3 separate regions of the Homo sapiens genome follow, and all the other regions are linked to region 1. A link is an interaction called in ENCODE POLR2A ChIA-PET data of the cell type or tissue named here. Cell type or tissue: Panc1. All regions are shown on one strand. Each heading gives the region's core, and the rest is flanking DNA. Links, peaks and the distances in the headings are about the cores only.

Evidence for each region. ChIA-PET counts read pairs that join two places held together with the same protein. Peaks named below come from ENCODE experiments on the same cell type or tissue, not always from the same donor. Only the 100,000 strongest peaks of a DNase experiment are listed, where the experiment ranks them.
Region 2: POLR2A ChIA-PET joins it to region 1 with 13 read pairs; 1 of 35 experiments calls an interaction of 5 or more read pairs at or near these places.
Region 3: POLR2A ChIA-PET joins it to region 1 with 6 read pairs; 4 of 35 experiments call an interaction of 5 or more read pairs at or near these places.

The regions. Positions count from the first base shown.
Region 1 is chr9:37,281,253-37,286,706 of GRCh38, reverse strand. All of the region lies in intron 2 of ZCCHC7 (zinc finger CCHC-type containing 7), which reads right to left. Among named protein-coding and RNA genes, the nearest start is that of LINC01627, 110 kb to the left of the region's middle. In Panc1, for the core only: no CTCF peak of the experiment used is centred there; a DNase peak (open chromatin) is centred at 2,803; H3K27ac peaks cover 1,784 bases.
Region 2 is chr9:37,469,414-37,474,867 of GRCh38, reverse strand. No RefSeq gene overlaps it. Among named protein-coding and RNA genes, the nearest start is that of ZBTB5, 6.7 kb to the right of the region's middle. RefSeq lists an enhancer at 5,112-5,454. In Panc1, for the core only: no CTCF peak of the experiment used is centred there; a DNase peak (open chromatin) is centred at 2,327; H3K4me3 peaks cover 1,360 bases; H3K27ac peaks cover 4,911 bases.
Region 3 is chr9:37,164,478-37,169,931 of GRCh38, reverse strand. All of the region lies in intron 2 of ZCCHC7 (zinc finger CCHC-type containing 7), which reads right to left. LOC105376033 (a long non-coding RNA gene) reads right to left here. Exons shown (of 2, transcript XR_001746665.2): 1 at 3,997-5,454. Among named protein-coding and RNA genes, the nearest start is that of ZCCHC7, 47 kb to the right of the region's middle. In Panc1, for the core only: no CTCF peak of the experiment used is centred there; no DNase peak of the experiment used is centred there.

The DNA of each region.
Region 1 (5,454 bases), core at 241-5,240:
CAGGTACTAAGTTAAACATTTATGTATTTTTCTTTTCTTTCCTTCTTTCTTTTTTTTTGAGACAGGGTCTCACTCATTTGCCTAGGCTGGAGTGTAGTGGTGTGATCTTGGCTCACTGCAGCCTCAGACTCCCGGACTCAAGCAAATTCTTGTGCCTTGGCCTCCCGAGTAGCTGAGAATTCAAGCACACCTAGCTAATTTTTGTGTTTTTAGTAGAGATGGGGTTCCACCATGTTGCCCAGGCTGGTCTCAAGCTCCTGATTTCAAGTGATCCACCCTGGCCTCCCAAAGTGCTGGAATTATAGGCATAAGCCACTATGCCCAGCCTGTATTTCTAATTTAACTCTCATAACAATCTTATAAAGGTAGGTATTACAATTTTATTTCACAGATGAGAACAGGTGAGGTTTATGAATTCATAAAAATATGAATAATAATTGATTTAATACCAAAAATCTTCTCAGTGGCAGACTAGAGGGCTCAAACCCATGTTTACATCCAAACCATGCTCTTAACCAATATGCTATATAATCTCCCTAAATTATTTTATTAATAGTGTTCTGACTTTCTCTAATAATAAAATTACTGGTACTCATTTCAACAATTTCATTTCATCATGTACCACATGACAATTACTAATGGGAAAACATGTTTAAAATTGCATCTTTCTACTTTTAACATAGGACTATATTCTGATATGGATATGAATGATGGTATCTGAAGTTATACTAGTCTTCTATGTAGAGAGAAACTTGACTGAGATTTTACAAAAATAATGCCCCAAGTTTCTACTTGTGGTTAACTTTTATTATATAATTACACCAGGATGTAAGGAGACAGGAACCAGTTCCATCTTCCTCTCTGTTGTATCTCTATCACCTGTGTGGTGTTTGTCACATAGTAAGTGCTCAAAAAATACTGCTTAATGAATAAATTTTGAAGAAACAAGTGATTTTCCTAAACATATGCCAATTTAAAAAAATCTTTAATAGTCAATTGTCATCTGTCTGAGTCACTGGTTAACTCTTCTATTTATATAAGCAGCAACTAGTAAGTATTGATTGATTTATAGCTTGATCAACTAGCAGGATAAATATAAATTTGATTTTTTCAAAATTATATTCCAAAACAACAATATAGCCTATTATAGGCCAAATGGAATACTTAGACCCATTCCCCAAAAGCCTGCTCCTAAGGTGTGTTGCTAGCAACCTATTTACAGTACAACCAATATAGAAAAATAAGAGACGAAGAAGAATAGAACAAAAGACAAGAAAATGTCAGGAAATGGTAGAAGAAAATGAGAAAGAGAAATAATTTCGAAAATACCATCTCAAGATAAAAGAGAGGCAGTTTATAAAGAAACACCAGGTATGAATAAAAACCTAGGTTCTTCCAAGACATATTGAGTAATTATGTATTAAACATTTTCTCTTTCTCTCAGCTTCAATTTCTCATTTGTGAACATAAATATAGCCCTACATCATCTCTAAGATAAATTTTTCCATAGAAACCAACTCAAATGGCATCTGCTTCCTCAAACTTCTCAAACAAAAATCCAAGCGCTGGATATCTGGACAATTTTCTCTATTAATTCTATTGTCTTTCAAAACATCAAAATCTCTATATAAATAAATGAAACGCTCCCCTCCAATCTCCTTAAGCCACCCATGCTAGAAAGAATGAAACACTTAAGAAACTTTTTATAACAAAACTTCTAATAAAAAAGGAAATTAAAAAAATTAAAGCCTAAATTTGTACATAGAAATATGAATCAGCAACATATGTGAAACATTTGTTAGAAATGTAAATAGTTCATGCCTCCTGGGAATACATACTAACCTACACTCCAGAAACAGACTGACTATTTATAATCCCAATGCAGTATGCACTATTGAGGCCTACAGGGAAGGTTTAAAGCTGGATTTTTCAACAAGGCTCACAAGTCCTGAGGTTAAATACACATGAATTACGGATGTTTAATCCAACTTAAGATACCATCTTTTCATATTTAAAGCAGTTTCCCTTATACAGAAAAAATACAAAATACATGAGCTGGTCCTAACAGAAGCTCCTGCAGAGGTAATATAAAAATCCATTTTTTTTTTAACCATTTAAACTCACACCGTGCTGACTTTCATTTCCAATACATATAATATGTCCTGATAAAAACCAGGATACTTTTATGGAGCAAAAAAGCTGTAAAAACAAGAAAAACCTTCATATTTGTTACATATTTAAAAAAATTTAACAAACACTATTGATCAAATGTAATTAGGACTGGCTACATAAAATGCAAAAAAGGTATTTTTTTGTGTGTATAAACACACATAAATATGTATATACACAGAGAAATAAAACAGTTAAACAGTTTCTACCTGTTTTTGTGTACTTCCTTTTCAGATATTGTTCGCTTAGAGTCTTGGCCTCTGTTACTGTCTAACTTGAATTCACAAAACTCAATGGCTCATGGTTTTCAAAGCTTAGGCCAACGTTTGCAGAACAAAGTCGCTTTCTCTCTCTCTCTCTTTTTTTTTGGTGGGTACAAGTATGGGGACCACAGGAACAGTTAAATTCATGGCATGGCTGGTCTACCACACAGTCGGGGGAATTCTTTAAATAGAGCCTGTCACTCTCTTGGCCCATCAATGGGATTTCCTTCTCGAACTGCTGATTCGTTCAGGTACACAACAGAGGAAATTTCAGTTAACCTTTGTTTCACCCCAGGGAAAAATCTGTCTGAAAGTATAAAATGAATAGATTAAAAAAAAAAAATAAGCAGCTCAGCCACAGGGCCATTCTCTGAGTGTTCACAGCAGCTTAAGTTAAACAGTAAAAAGGGCAGTGGAATGTTTCATTCCCAATGGAAAATTCAAGCACAATATAGAACTTGGGAATCTAGTTAGTCAGAGTTTATTTTGATGACTAAACCAAACCAACTGTCCTTTCTGTTTTAATAAACTGGAAAATTTCCCTTCTGATAATTTTATAAGAGTCAGAATTGTTTTTCTCTTATATCACCATTATTACTATGATCTAACTGAGGTGCCTATAACAAAACTGCATACTAATTCTTCTCCCCAAAAAAGTGACTCTTAGAAATATTTTCAAATAAAAGTATATTATTAAAGTCATAATAGGAAAACAGGAAAAAGAGGGGTCAAATAAATTAGAGCCCTGTGAAATTCTCCCCTATTATTCTTTTCAAAATAGAAAATTCAAGTAAGAAAGGACAAAAGGAGGAGCCCACTTTTCCATTTTAAAGTTTTCTGTTTTCAAACAATAGGAGTACTTGAAGAGGCTATAGTTAGATGTAGATATGTAAAATCTTGGGGTATGGAGCAAAAATACAGAAAGTTTAATTTACAATTTGTTTTCTCCTGAAACTATGGGAACTTAGATTATATACATTTTTCTACAACAATGAACATAAATTTTAGGATGTGCTGGATAGACATTGACTACCTATCTTTATTTCTCCCAAATTATGTCTGAACTCCATGAAAGAGAAAAGTATTGTGCTGTCAATATTTTTCATACATATTATCCCATTACTATTCTTATCTACTGACTGCAAGCAACTACGCCAACTCAATATAATATCAAGAGCACACACGGGTATAAAAACAACAGAAAAGAAAACAATTGAATTTAATACCATCCTAAGTCTCAACCCAAGAGGAACTATTAGTAGTAGCATGATTGAGTTGCTTCAACACCTTTCTCCCCATCCCACCCCACCCCACATCTCCATCTGGCATTCTACTAATTTGGAGGCTACTCTTGCCTCTGGAACAAATGCCATTTTCATTAAAAAAAAAAAAAAAAAAAAAAGATTCAGGTCTTCTTGACTCTTTTCTTACCCCCTCACTCCCCCCGCCTTTTTTTTAAGCCAGAGCCAGGCTGGAGTGCAGTGGCAAAAACATGGCTCACTGATGCTTCCATGTAGCTGGGGCCACAGGAGCACACAATCACACCCTGCTGATTTTTAAATTTTTTTTGTAAAGATGGGATCTCATTTTGTTGCCCAGGCTGGTCTTGAACTCCTGGGCTCAGGTGATCCTCCTGTCTTGTTTAAACTTTTTTTTTTTTTTTTTTTTTTGAGACAGAGTCTCACTCTGTCTCCCAGGCTGGAATGCAGTGGCAGGATCTTGGCTCACTGCAAGCTCTGCCTCCCAGGTTCATGCCATTTTCCTGCCCCAGCCTCCTGAGTAGCTGGGACTACAGGCACCCACCACCACGCCTGGCTAATTTTTGTGTATTTTTAGTAGAGACGGGGTTTCACTGTGTTAGCCAGGATGGTCTTGATCTCCTTGACCTAGTGATCCGCCTGTCTCGGCCTCCCAAAGTGCTGGGATTACAGGCGTGAGCCACCATGCCCGGCCTTGTTTAAACTTTTAAAAAATCATGGTGAAATATAGAAAACATAATATTTACCATCTTTACCATTCTTAAGTGTACAGTTCAGTGGTATTAAGTACATTCAAATTGTTTTGCAGCCATCACCAGAATTATTTTCATCTGGCAAAACTGAAACTATTAAACAAGTTAATATTTTATTTTTGATAGAAAACATGGAGGGTACATTCTTACTCTACTGACATGGCCTCAAAATCCTGAGACTGGAGCTGATTCTGAAGAAAATGAAAAGCTTATTGCTCAGCTCTCAAAAGGTTTAAGATAGAAGAGAATTAAAAATTGTAAGGAAGTCTGAACTCTGGGACCTTAGGAACCATACGTGGGAGCAGGAATAAAGTGCATGTCTTTATTAAGAAGAAGAATTTAAATGCAGAATATTAACGAGTATTTAGCTGTATTTGCATATTGTAAAAACCAAAGGAGGTCATAATTCAGCTGTTTTATGATAGAGTTCTCAAAAATCCTTAGCCTAGGAAATAAAACCTGCCAGGTAAGTAGGTTGGTTACAGGTGGGGAAGCCATTATTAATGTGTATATGCTGAAGTTAATGTTTACAGACAAGCTTAAGCATTTCCTTCCCTTAGCAACTGCTAGTCCTGAAAAGCATTCCTGTAATACAAAACGCCATACCAAACAGTGTAAGTGCATCTCTCAAAATGAGATTCAAAATGAGATTGATATAGTACAATCACATGTGATAAAATATGTATTTATAGAGACTTGAGGAATATTTTCTTAGTTTATTTTCTGAGAATCTGTTTTGTGTACCAGCTTGACACTATATACGAAGTGGAGACTCATATATGCTATATTTAAAGAAGTTGCACATAAAGAGTTTATAATTCATCTTTTCCTAAATATGGGAGAAAAACTCAAGAGGAAAACACACACAAAACTGAGAGAATTTCACCTCTATGTCACAATCTCTTCTATTTGTGTATTTTTCTCTCTTTTTAATAAAAGAATATTAGAGGGCAGGTGTGGTGGCTCATGCCTGTAATCCCAGCACTGTGGGAGGCCGAGGCAGGAGGATCA
Region 2 (5,454 bases), core at 220-5,219, 190 kb before region 1:
TTAATATCTTGCAGTATAACTTATCCTAAAATCCACTTTACCAAATATTAATATAGTCACTCCGGTTTTCTTATGATTGTCGTTTATATGATATATCTTTTTCCATATTTTTTACTCTCAACCTATTTATGTCTTTATATTTAAAACAGGTTTTCTATGCACTGCATATAGTTGGGTCTTTTTTTTAATTCAGTCTAACAATCACTGCCTTTTAATTGAAGCTTTTAGAGCATTTACATTTAGTGTAATTATCAACATTGTTGGGTTTAAATCTACCATTCAGTTACTGTTTTCTATTTGTGCCATTCCTTTTTTATTCCTTTTTCCTGCATTCTTTTGGATTATTAGAATTTTTTTAGTATTTATTTTATTTCCACTATTGGTTATTAGATATACCTCTTTAGTGTTTTCGGTGGTTGATCTAGAGAAGGGGGTGGCAAATATGACTGTCTTAGTCGGCTTGGGTTGCTATAACAAAATACCACAGAGTGAGTGACTTAAACAACAGACCTTTATTTTTCACAGTTCTTGAGGCTCTAATATCCAAGATCAAGGCGCCAGCAGATTCAGTTCCTGGTGAGGGCCCCCTTTCTGCCTTGTAGACAGCCACCTTCTTGCTGTATCCTCACACGACGGAGAGAGAAGCTCTAGTGTCTCTTTCTCTTATTTATTTATTTATTTATTTATTTATTTATTTATTTATTTTGAGGCAGATTCTTGCTCTGTTGCCCAGGCTGGAGTGCAGTGGTGCTATCTCGGCTCACTGCAACCTCCGCATGCTGGGTTCAAGCGATTCTCTTGCCTCAGCCTCCTGAGTAGCTGGGATTACAGGTGTGCACCACCACACCTGGCTAATTTTTGGGTTTTTAGCAGAGATGGAGTTTCACCATGTTGGTCAGGCTGGTCTTAAACTCCTGACCTCATGATCTGCCTGCCTCAGCCTCCCAAAGTGCTGGGATTACAGGTGTGAGGCACCACTCCATCTTCCTCTTCTTTTACAGCCACCAATCCCATCCTGGGTGCTCTACCCTCAAGATCTCATTTAAAGCTAATTACCTCCCAAAGGTCCCACCTCCTAATACCATCACACTGGGGGTTAGGGCTGCAACACATCAATCCAGGTGGAGGAGACACAAACATTCAGTTTGTAACAATGTCCCAATGGCTAAATTTGGCCTATTTTTATATAATCCTTGGGCTAAGAATGTTTATACATTTCTTAAGAGTTGCAAAAACAAAACAAAACAAAAACAAAAGGAGGAAGAAAAATATGTGATGAATATGCAACAGAGACCACTTGCAGTTTGCAAAGCCCAAAATATTTACTGTCTGTCCCTTTATAGAAAATATTTGCTGACCCCTGCTCTAGGGTTTATAACATGCATCTTTGGCCAGGCATGGTGGCTCATGCCTGCAATCCCAGCACTTTGGGAGGCCGAGGTGGGTGGATCATCTGAGGTCAGGAGTTTGAGACCAGCCTGACCAACGTGGTGAAACCCCATCTCTACTAAAAATACAAAATTAGCTGGGCATGGTGGCACACACCTGTAATCCCAGCTACTAGGGAGGCTGAGGCAGGAGAATCGCTTGAACCTGGGAGGCGGAGGTGCAGTGAGCCGAGATTGAGCCATTGCACTCCAGCCTGGGCAACAAGAGTGAAACTCCATCTCAAAAAAAAAAAAAAGAAAAAAAATGCATCTTTAAAATATCCGTGTACATAGAGATAATATTACACCATTTCACATACAATGTAAAAGCCTTTCTTTTTTTTTTTGTTTTTGAGACGGAGTCTCGCCCTGTTGCCCAGACTGGGGTGCAGTGGCACAATCTCGGCTCACACAGCCTCTGCCTCCCAGGTTCAAGTGATTCTCCTGCCTCAGCTTCCTGAGTAGCTGGGACTACAGGTGCCTGCCACCACTCCTGGCTAATTTTTTTGTATTTTTAGTAGAGACGGGGTTTCGCCACATTCACCAGGCTGGTCTCGAACTCCTGACCTTGTGATCCGCCCACCTCAGCCTCCCAAAGGGCTGGGATTACAGGCGTGAGTCACCGTGCCCGGCCAAAAGCCTTTCTTTTAAAGAAATTGAAAAACAAACAAAATCTTATTTTTATTATTCAGCTTTAGTCAGAATTTGAATGTTTCCCATCTCTGTGTGATTTTTCAGAATTGTTCTTTGCCTGGCCTATTTTAGAGTTTCATCTTACTCATACACAGTTTGGTAATCACTAACAGACTGTGGAAGATTCCTAGGAAGAATTTCTGGAAGGCTTTTTATGCCTAGGTGCCTCTTCTCCAGTAATTTACCCTGCAAATTCCTGCTGACTCACTCTCTTGGAATTCCAATCTCTCTCCTCAAATCAGTGGGAGACTACCATGCTCTGTTTGAACTCTCCTTCCTGTTTCGTTGTCCAGAAAGTGTCTCCGGGAAGAAAACTGGAGCAATTGTAAGGCTCCCTTGCTTTTGTTCCCCCCTCTCTCAGGAATCACTGTTTTGTGCTGCCTACTGTCCAATGTCTAAAAACATTATTTCACCTTTTTTTTTTCTAGTTTTCTAGGTGTTTACTCACGGAGGACAAGTACGGGAGCAGTTAGTTACTCTGTTATAGCAAAAGTGAAAGTCTCCTCATTCTTTTTTTTTTTTTCTTTCCTCAATTTTTTTTTTTTCTTTTTGAGACAGGATCTCACTTTGTCGCCCAGGCTGGAGTGCAGTGGCATGATCATGGCTCACTGCGAGTGCAGTGGCATGATCATGGCTCACTGCACCCTTGATGTCCCAGGCTCAAGTGATCCTTGCACCCAGGCTCCCAAGTAGCTTGGACTACAGGTGCACGCCACCAAACCTGGCTAATTTCTGTATTTTTTGCAGAGATGGGGCCTCCCTATGTTGCCCAGGGTGGTCTTGAACACTTGGACTCCAGTGATCCTTCTGCCTTGGCCTCCAAAAGTGCTGGAATTACAGGCATGAGCCACTGCGCCCAGCCTCCCTCAATATTTTGTTTAACAACTTCATAGATTCAATTGTATGGATGTACTCTAATTTATTTAGTTAGTCCTCACTGATGAATTGTTTGTTTTGGATTGTTTTTTAATACAAATAATGCTGCAATAAATAACTGTGCATATGTGATTTTATACTTGTGTATATGTGTGGGATAAAATTCTAAAAGTGTGATCTCACTGAGTAAGAGATTATTTGTAGATGAATTTTTGCCAACTTAAGATTCAATGATTGGAGCCCTACAGATTAACTGAAAAAAGACAGATTGACAGAAGAAAAGACAAGTTTATTCATGTATGTGGAAGTGTACAGAAAAAGTGACACTCCCTACAGTTAGAGTTAAGGATTTATGTATCATCTTAATAAGGAGAGACAGGACCTTCAAGGAAGAGAGTTCGGACTTCAAGGGAAAGCAAATGGTGAGAAACTAGTGAGAAACAAGTGAAAGCAAAGAAGTGGAAGGTACAGACAATTCTGATAACCTTTTGTTTATGTAATTTCTCATCCAGGTGCAAATGAGCTATCTCCTTTCTGGTTGTAAACCACCTGGAAAGGGGATTTGTGATGGTTGTATTTTCAGGAAGCTTTGGATAAATCAAGGAAAGAAGCTTAGATAAGATTTTTTCTTTATGGCTGCTGTTTGTTAGATGTTTTCAGCTTAAAATAATCTCCATAGCACATCAGTAGTTCTGAGTGGATTCCATTAGTAGATACTGCCAAATTGACTTCTGTAGAATCTGTACCAATTTCTACTCCCACTAGCTGTGAATAAGAATGGCTGCTTATACCTAAACCCTTGCAAACATGGCATGTTATAAAATAGTTTGATTTTTTTCTGATCCAGATAGTTGAATAATGATATCTCATTGTATTATATTTAGTATTTCTTTTGTATGAGGTAGAATGAGAATCTTTTCATGTTTATCAGCCATTTTCTTTTTCCTTTTTCTTTTTTTTTTTTAAGACGGAGTCTTGCTCTGTCACCCAGGCTGGTGTGCAGTGGCGCCATCTGGGCTCACCACAACCTCTGCCTCTGGGGTTCAAGCGATTCTCCTGCCTCAGCCTCCTGAGTAGCTGGGATTACAGGCACGTGCCACCACGCCTGGCTAATTTTTCCATTTTTAGTCGAGATGAGGTTTCACCATGTGTGTCAGGCTGGTCTCGAACTCCTGACCTCATGATCCGCCAGCCTCGGCCTCCTAAAGTGCTGGGATTACAGGCGTCAGCCATTTTTATGTCTTGTTCTATGAATTCTCTATTTGTGTCCTTTGCTTATTTTTACAGTTGGTTATTGGTCTTAATGAGATACAGGAACTCTTTATATGTTAAGGAACCTAGCCTTTTAAATCTATGTTATGGCCGGGCACATTGGCTCATGCCTGTGATCCTAGCACTTTGGGAGGCTGAGGCAGGAAGACTGCTTGAGGTCAGGAATTTGAGACCATCCTGGGCAACACAGTGAGACCCCATCTCTACAAAAAATAAAAACTTGCCAGGCATGATGGCACATGCCTGTAATCCCAACTACTAGGGAGGCTGAGGCAGGAGGATTGCTTGAGCCCAGAAGGTTCAGGCTGTAGTGAGTTGATCATGCCACCGTACTCCAGCTTGGATGACAGAGTGAGACTCTTGTCTCTAAAAATTTTTTTTAAAATCTATGTTATGTGTTGCAAATGGTTTTCTCTATTCTTTGTCTTTCAATTATGGAATTTTTTGCACAATAGAAAAATGTAAATTATTATTTAGCTTCATTTATCAGACTTACTCTCTACCGCTCAGGCTTTGTATTTTGTTTAAAAAGGTCTACTTTACTTCAAGATTATAAAATATATTGTTTGGCCAAGTGCAGTGGCTCACGCCTGTAATCCCAGCTCTTTGGGAGGCCAAGGTGGGCAGATCACCTGAGGTCAGGAGTTCAAGACTAGCCTGGTCAAAATAGCAAAACCCCATCTCTACGAAAAAATACAAAAATTATCCGGACACGGTGGTATGAGCCTGTAGTTCCAGCTCCTTGGGAGGTTGAGGCAGGAAAATTCCTTGAACCTGGGAGGTGGAGGTTGCAGTGAGCTGAGATCGTGCCACTGCCCTAGCCTGGGCGACAGAGCAAGACTCTATCTTAAAAAAAAAAAAAAAAATTCTTTCCAGGTTTTCTTCTTTTGCTATTATAGTTTGGCTTAAAAATATTATATTTGATTAAATTGATATTAAATTTGTTGTAAAAAGTCAGGTATTACCACTTGAAGGTAGTTGTCCATGTTCTCTGGCATTTTGAAGAATTGGACAAAACACACAAACAAAGCAAGGAAGTGAAAGCAGAAATTTATTTATTTATCTATTTATCGAGACGGAGTTTTGCTCTTGTTGCCCAACCTGTAGCACCATGGCGCGATCTTGGCTCACCGCAGCCTCCGCCTCCTGGGTTCAAGCGATTCTCCTGCCTCAGCCTCCCGAGTAG
Region 3 (5,454 bases), core at 220-5,219, 120 kb after region 1:
GCCACCAAGCCCTATCTTTTGTATTTTTTGTAGAGACATGGTTTCGCCATGTTACCCAGGCTGGTCTTGAACTGCTGGGCTCAAGCAAACCACTTGCCTTGGCCTCAAAATGTGCTGGGTGGGACTGCAGGCATAAGTTGCCAGAGCCAGCCAAAAAATTTTCAAAAGGAACATAGCAATAATTAAAATCAATGAGAAACTGCATTCAGAATTTAGAAATTTTCTTTATAGTCTACTTTGTGTCCAAAGGAATGCTAGTATATACACACAACAAAAACCCCATGTTATAAAAGTAATTAAAAGATAATAAAGAAAATAGCAAATTTATCTTAAAAAATTTCTGAAGACTATTAAATTCTAAAACCAGCAATGTTGGGTTACCAGGGGAATTAGACTTAAGATAAAGTATCCATAGTGAAATTCCCACTGGAGCTACATTTAGGTCAGAGAAGCTGGCGCACGTCTAGTTTGCAAAAGAAAAAAAAATCTCACAAAGTCTTCCAAACATCTCAAGGATGACATCTCACCTCTAGCGGGTAGGCCCCCAAGTGAAAAGTATGGTCCCATTCTATTAACAACATATTTGTGGATTTTTAGAACGAGCTTATGCCAGAGTACCAGAATTTCAGTCAACAAATAGCTGCCTTCCTGACATCAATGGAATGCTTCCCTTGAACTGACATCAAATCTCAAAAGAGGTTAAGAAAGATTATATCCTAGTAGACCCAGAAATTTTAAAATGTACCATAGGCAGTATCCTGACTATGACCCCTGTATTTTGTTTCTTCATAAATAGAGAAACTTAAAATTGGGCATTCCAGTTCATTTACTGGGAAGGTTAAGATTATTGCTTAACACAATATCAGTAACAATTTGTCAGGAGATCTTTCAACAGTTCAAAGAATTGCTACACAAACGGCAGAGAATTAGAATGTCTCGGGATGTAGGAAGGGTCCTGGAACTTTTAAAATTAAATTATTAATTAGACTTAAGATAAAGTATTGCTTATCTAATGCACTGGTTTCTGTCATTACGGCTGTGACTCTGTCTCCCCTACTAGAATGTGGGCTCCTGAGGGCGGGTCCCTGTCAGATTTGGCTGTGTCCCTCCAGCATCTGGCCCAAGGCTGGGTATTTGATAAACCTCAGTAGATGCTAATTTTCTACTCCTCAAATATGTACTGGGTACTTTGTTTTTGTAGAGATGGGGTCTTGTTATGTTGCTAGGGCTAGTCTTGAACTCCTGGGCTCAAGCAATCCTCCTGCCTCGGCTCTCAAAAGCACTGGGATTACAGGCATGAGCCAGCACGCCTGGCCTGGGTACTTTGTTTACATAATTTAATTTTAGTAGGCGTTATGGAGGAAATACCGAATATGCCAAAATATGAGATCGTAAATGTAAAGTGAATTCTTATCTTCCCAATAAGCAGTTTTAAAACTATGCTTTTTTTGTTTTGTTTTTATAACCTTTTTGACATATAAATACATAAACCTTTAGAGGGATAGGTGAAACAGTCTAATGTGCTCTAAAGCATTAAGTCAAACCTCAAATTATTACACAGAAATCAAGAGTGAGTAGCAGACTTCCACTTCCAACTCAGATAAATTAACAGGGATCAGATTTCCCGTCCCACCTGAAACCATCAAAAAATAAACAAAAAATAGACAAAACACATGAAAAAGCGTTTAAAACACGAGACATTAAGAAACAGGACAATAATCCATGAAAGACATCTAGGTGAATTCTAGCACTGCCCAAAGTTTATTGCCTTCAGATTTTCCAGGCCCCAGAACAGACAGCAAGAACCCAGGTAGACTCTTGACAAACTCCTGGAGTTTAGCAGAAAGGGATGAGAACCCAGGAAGACTAAAGACAAATAAATTTGAAAGATCTAGTAATAAAGGAGAGAATGCTACACAGAGAAATACTCCCACAGATCTCCAAAGGAGAATATTTCTGAATATTCGGCAAAGTGTTCAAAATGTGTAAAGAAAACATGTGAGGCTGGGGAAAGAATCACCCAAAAGGATTACAGAGAATAGTACCAGGCATTCACACAGGGATGGGAATAGTGTCTATTTCCACCAGTGAGACTGCAAAATCTCATCAATTTACATGATGTTGCATAGAGCAGTAAGAAGGGTTGTGTAGTAGGATTAGTTAGCCCCAAACATTCTTGTTTCCACCTAGCAAATCTTAAACGCAAGGCCCAAAAGGATTAAGCCATTTCTTGGTAATTTAATTTTATCCTAGAACAAAGGTCAAGAATATTAGTAGGAATATAAAAATAACCAGCATAAAACAAGTTAAAATTAATGTCTGGCTTCTAATCAAAGATTCCAAGGCATGCAAAAAAGCAGGAAAGTATGACTCATTGTAAGGAGAAAAATCAATTAATACTAACCCAGACTTGAAAAAGATGTTAAAATTAGGGGACAAGAACATTAAAACCATTGTTACAACTATATTCCTTACATTCAAATAGTACAGACATGGAAGATATTAGAAAGACCAAAATAAAACTTTAGAGATGAAAGTTACAATATTTGGCCAGGCATGGTGGCTCATGCCTATAATCCCAGCACATATGGAAGCTGAGGCCAGGAGTTCAAGACCAGCCTGGAAACAAAGCAAGATCCCATCTCTAAAAGGAAAAAAGAAAAAAAAAAAAAGGAAAGCTACAATATCTGGTATTAAAAACACATTGGACAGAATAGACACTGCAGAAGAAAAAAATGACCTTGAAGACAAAACAAGGAACTATCTATAATAAAACAGAGAGAAAAAAGTAAAAAATAACCCATAAAAAGCATCACTGATATGTGAGACAACTTCAAGCAGCCTAGTACACATATAATTCCAATCTCCAAAGAGGGCCAAAAAACTGAAAGAAATTTTTTGAAATTTTCCAAAATCTGACCTTTAAATGGCATTCTTACGCAGGATATTTATCAAGAGAGCCATATTCTGGGCTATAAAATACATTTCAACAAACTTAAAAGGATTGAAGTTTTACAAAGTATTTTATTTGAACACAATACATTAAATTAGAAATTAACCACAGAAAGATCTCTGGACAATCCCAAATTACGTACAGAAATTAAATAACACACTTCTAAATAACCCCTGGGTCAAAGGAGAAATCACAAAGGAAATCAGAACGTATTTTGAACAAAGAGAAAATAAAGACACAACATAGCAAAATTTGTGGGATGCCCTAAAGAAGTACTTAGTGGGAAATTGATAGCACTAAAAGAATGATCTCAAATCAACAACCTGAGCTTCCACCTTAAGAAAACAGAAAAATAAGAGCAAATAAAATCCACTGTAAACATTAAAAAGAATGTAATTTTTAAAAAGTTAAAAATAAAAAAAGTTTAAAAAGTTAAAAAAAAATAGAGAAAAATCAGTGAAACCAAAAGTTGGTTCCTTGAGAAAGTCATTAAAATTTACTAATCTCAAGACAGACATACCAGGAAAAAAAATGAGAAAAGTGGTATCACTAGAGATTCTACACATATTATTATTAGTTTTTGAGATGGAGTCTTGCTCTGTCACCCAGGCTGGAGTGCAGTGGCGCGATCTCGGCTCACTGCAAACCTCTGCCTGCCAGGTTCAAGCAATTCTCCTGCCTCAGCCTCCCGAGTACCTGGGACTACAGGTGTGCACCACCCTGCCTGGCTAATTTTTTGTATTTTTAGTAGAGACGGGGTTTCACCATGCTGGCCAGGCTGGTCTCGAACTCCTGACCTCGTGATCCGCCCACCTCAGCCTCCCAAAGTGCTGGGATTACAGGCGTGAGCCACCCCACCCAGCCGAGATTCTACACATAACTGAGGGAATATTATAAACAGCTTTGTGCCAATAAAATCAGCAACTTAGATGAGATTTTTCTTAAGTCCTCCAAACACATGAACCAGTGAAGCTTTCTGAAGAAACTGATAGCCTGATTAGCTATGTCTATTTAAAAAATTAAATTTGCAATTATAAACTCACCTGCATAACATTCCTAAAGGTGATGTTAACATTGTTCTCAGTTGGCCGAAGACTAATTTGATGAATCTGAATTTTCCAAAACAGATGATTCTGATGAGTCAGATGATTCTGATGTTAGTTCTGTTTAGAAATAACTCCAAGAACAGTTTTTATATTTTATTTTCACACTGAAAATCAGATTTGCTTCAGCCTCAAAGAGTGTGTTTATGTGAAATTACATGAGAACTGGCAGCAAGCTGCAGCTTTTTTTCTAAATGCAAAAAGGGTTAAAAAAATAATATTGCATGACCAAAATGTGATTTAACCCAGAAATACAAGACCACTTTAATATTTGAAAATTCAAGTCATGTAATTCACTATATTAAAATTGTGTGATTATCTCGATCAGACCCACAAAAAGCATTTGACAAAATCCAACATCTACTCCTGGTAAAAACAGCAAACCAAAGAAAATTTCCTCAAACCAATAAAGGGTATCTACAAAAAACCTACAGCTAATATTTACATAATAATGAAAGACTGTATACTTTCCCTCAAAAACAGGAACAAGACAAGGATGTTCACTCTCGCCCTATACTTAAGGTTCCCTTCCATCCAATATGGCAAGAAAAAAAAAACAAAAAAGTCATCTGCATTGGAAAGAAGTAAAACTGCCTTTTTTATTCCCAGGTGATAAGTTCCACAACTTAAAAATCCAAAAGAATCTACCAAAAAAGAAAAAAAATTCTAGAACTAGTAAGTGATTTCAGCAAAGTTATAGGAATCAAGATCAATATATACCAGTAATACTGGAAACTGTAATTTTAAACTGGTATCATTTCACAATAGCATCAAAAAATATAAAACACTCAGGGATAAATTTGACAGAAGATTTATAAACTAAAGTTATATTGTTGACAGAAATAAAAGAAGACCTAAATAGACAGATATACCGTGTTCACGATCTGGAATACTAAATATTTTTAATATGTCAATTCTCAATGGATATACAGATTGAACACAATCCCAATTCACCCCCCACCACACTTTCTGGAAGAAACGGACTACACTTAAAATCTATACAGAAATGCATCTGGGTGCAGTGGCTCATGACTGTAATGTCAACACTTTGGAAGGCCAAGGCAAGTAGATCTCTTGAACCCAGGAGTTTGGGACCAGCCTGGACCACAGAGTGAATAAATACCTAAAAAAAACTTAGATGTGATGGTGAATGCCTATAGTTTGACCTACACAAGAGTCTGAGGTAAGAGAATCAAGTAAGCCCAGGTCAAGGCTGCAGTAAGCCATGATCATGCCAATGTACTCCAGCCTGGGCAATAGAGGGAGACCCTGTTTCTTTTCTTCTTTTCTTTTCTTTCTCTTCTCTCTTTTCTTTTCTTTCTCTCCTTTCCCTCCCTCCCTTCCTTCTGAGACAGAGTCTATCTATCTTGTCTGTCTATCTATCTATCTATCTATCTA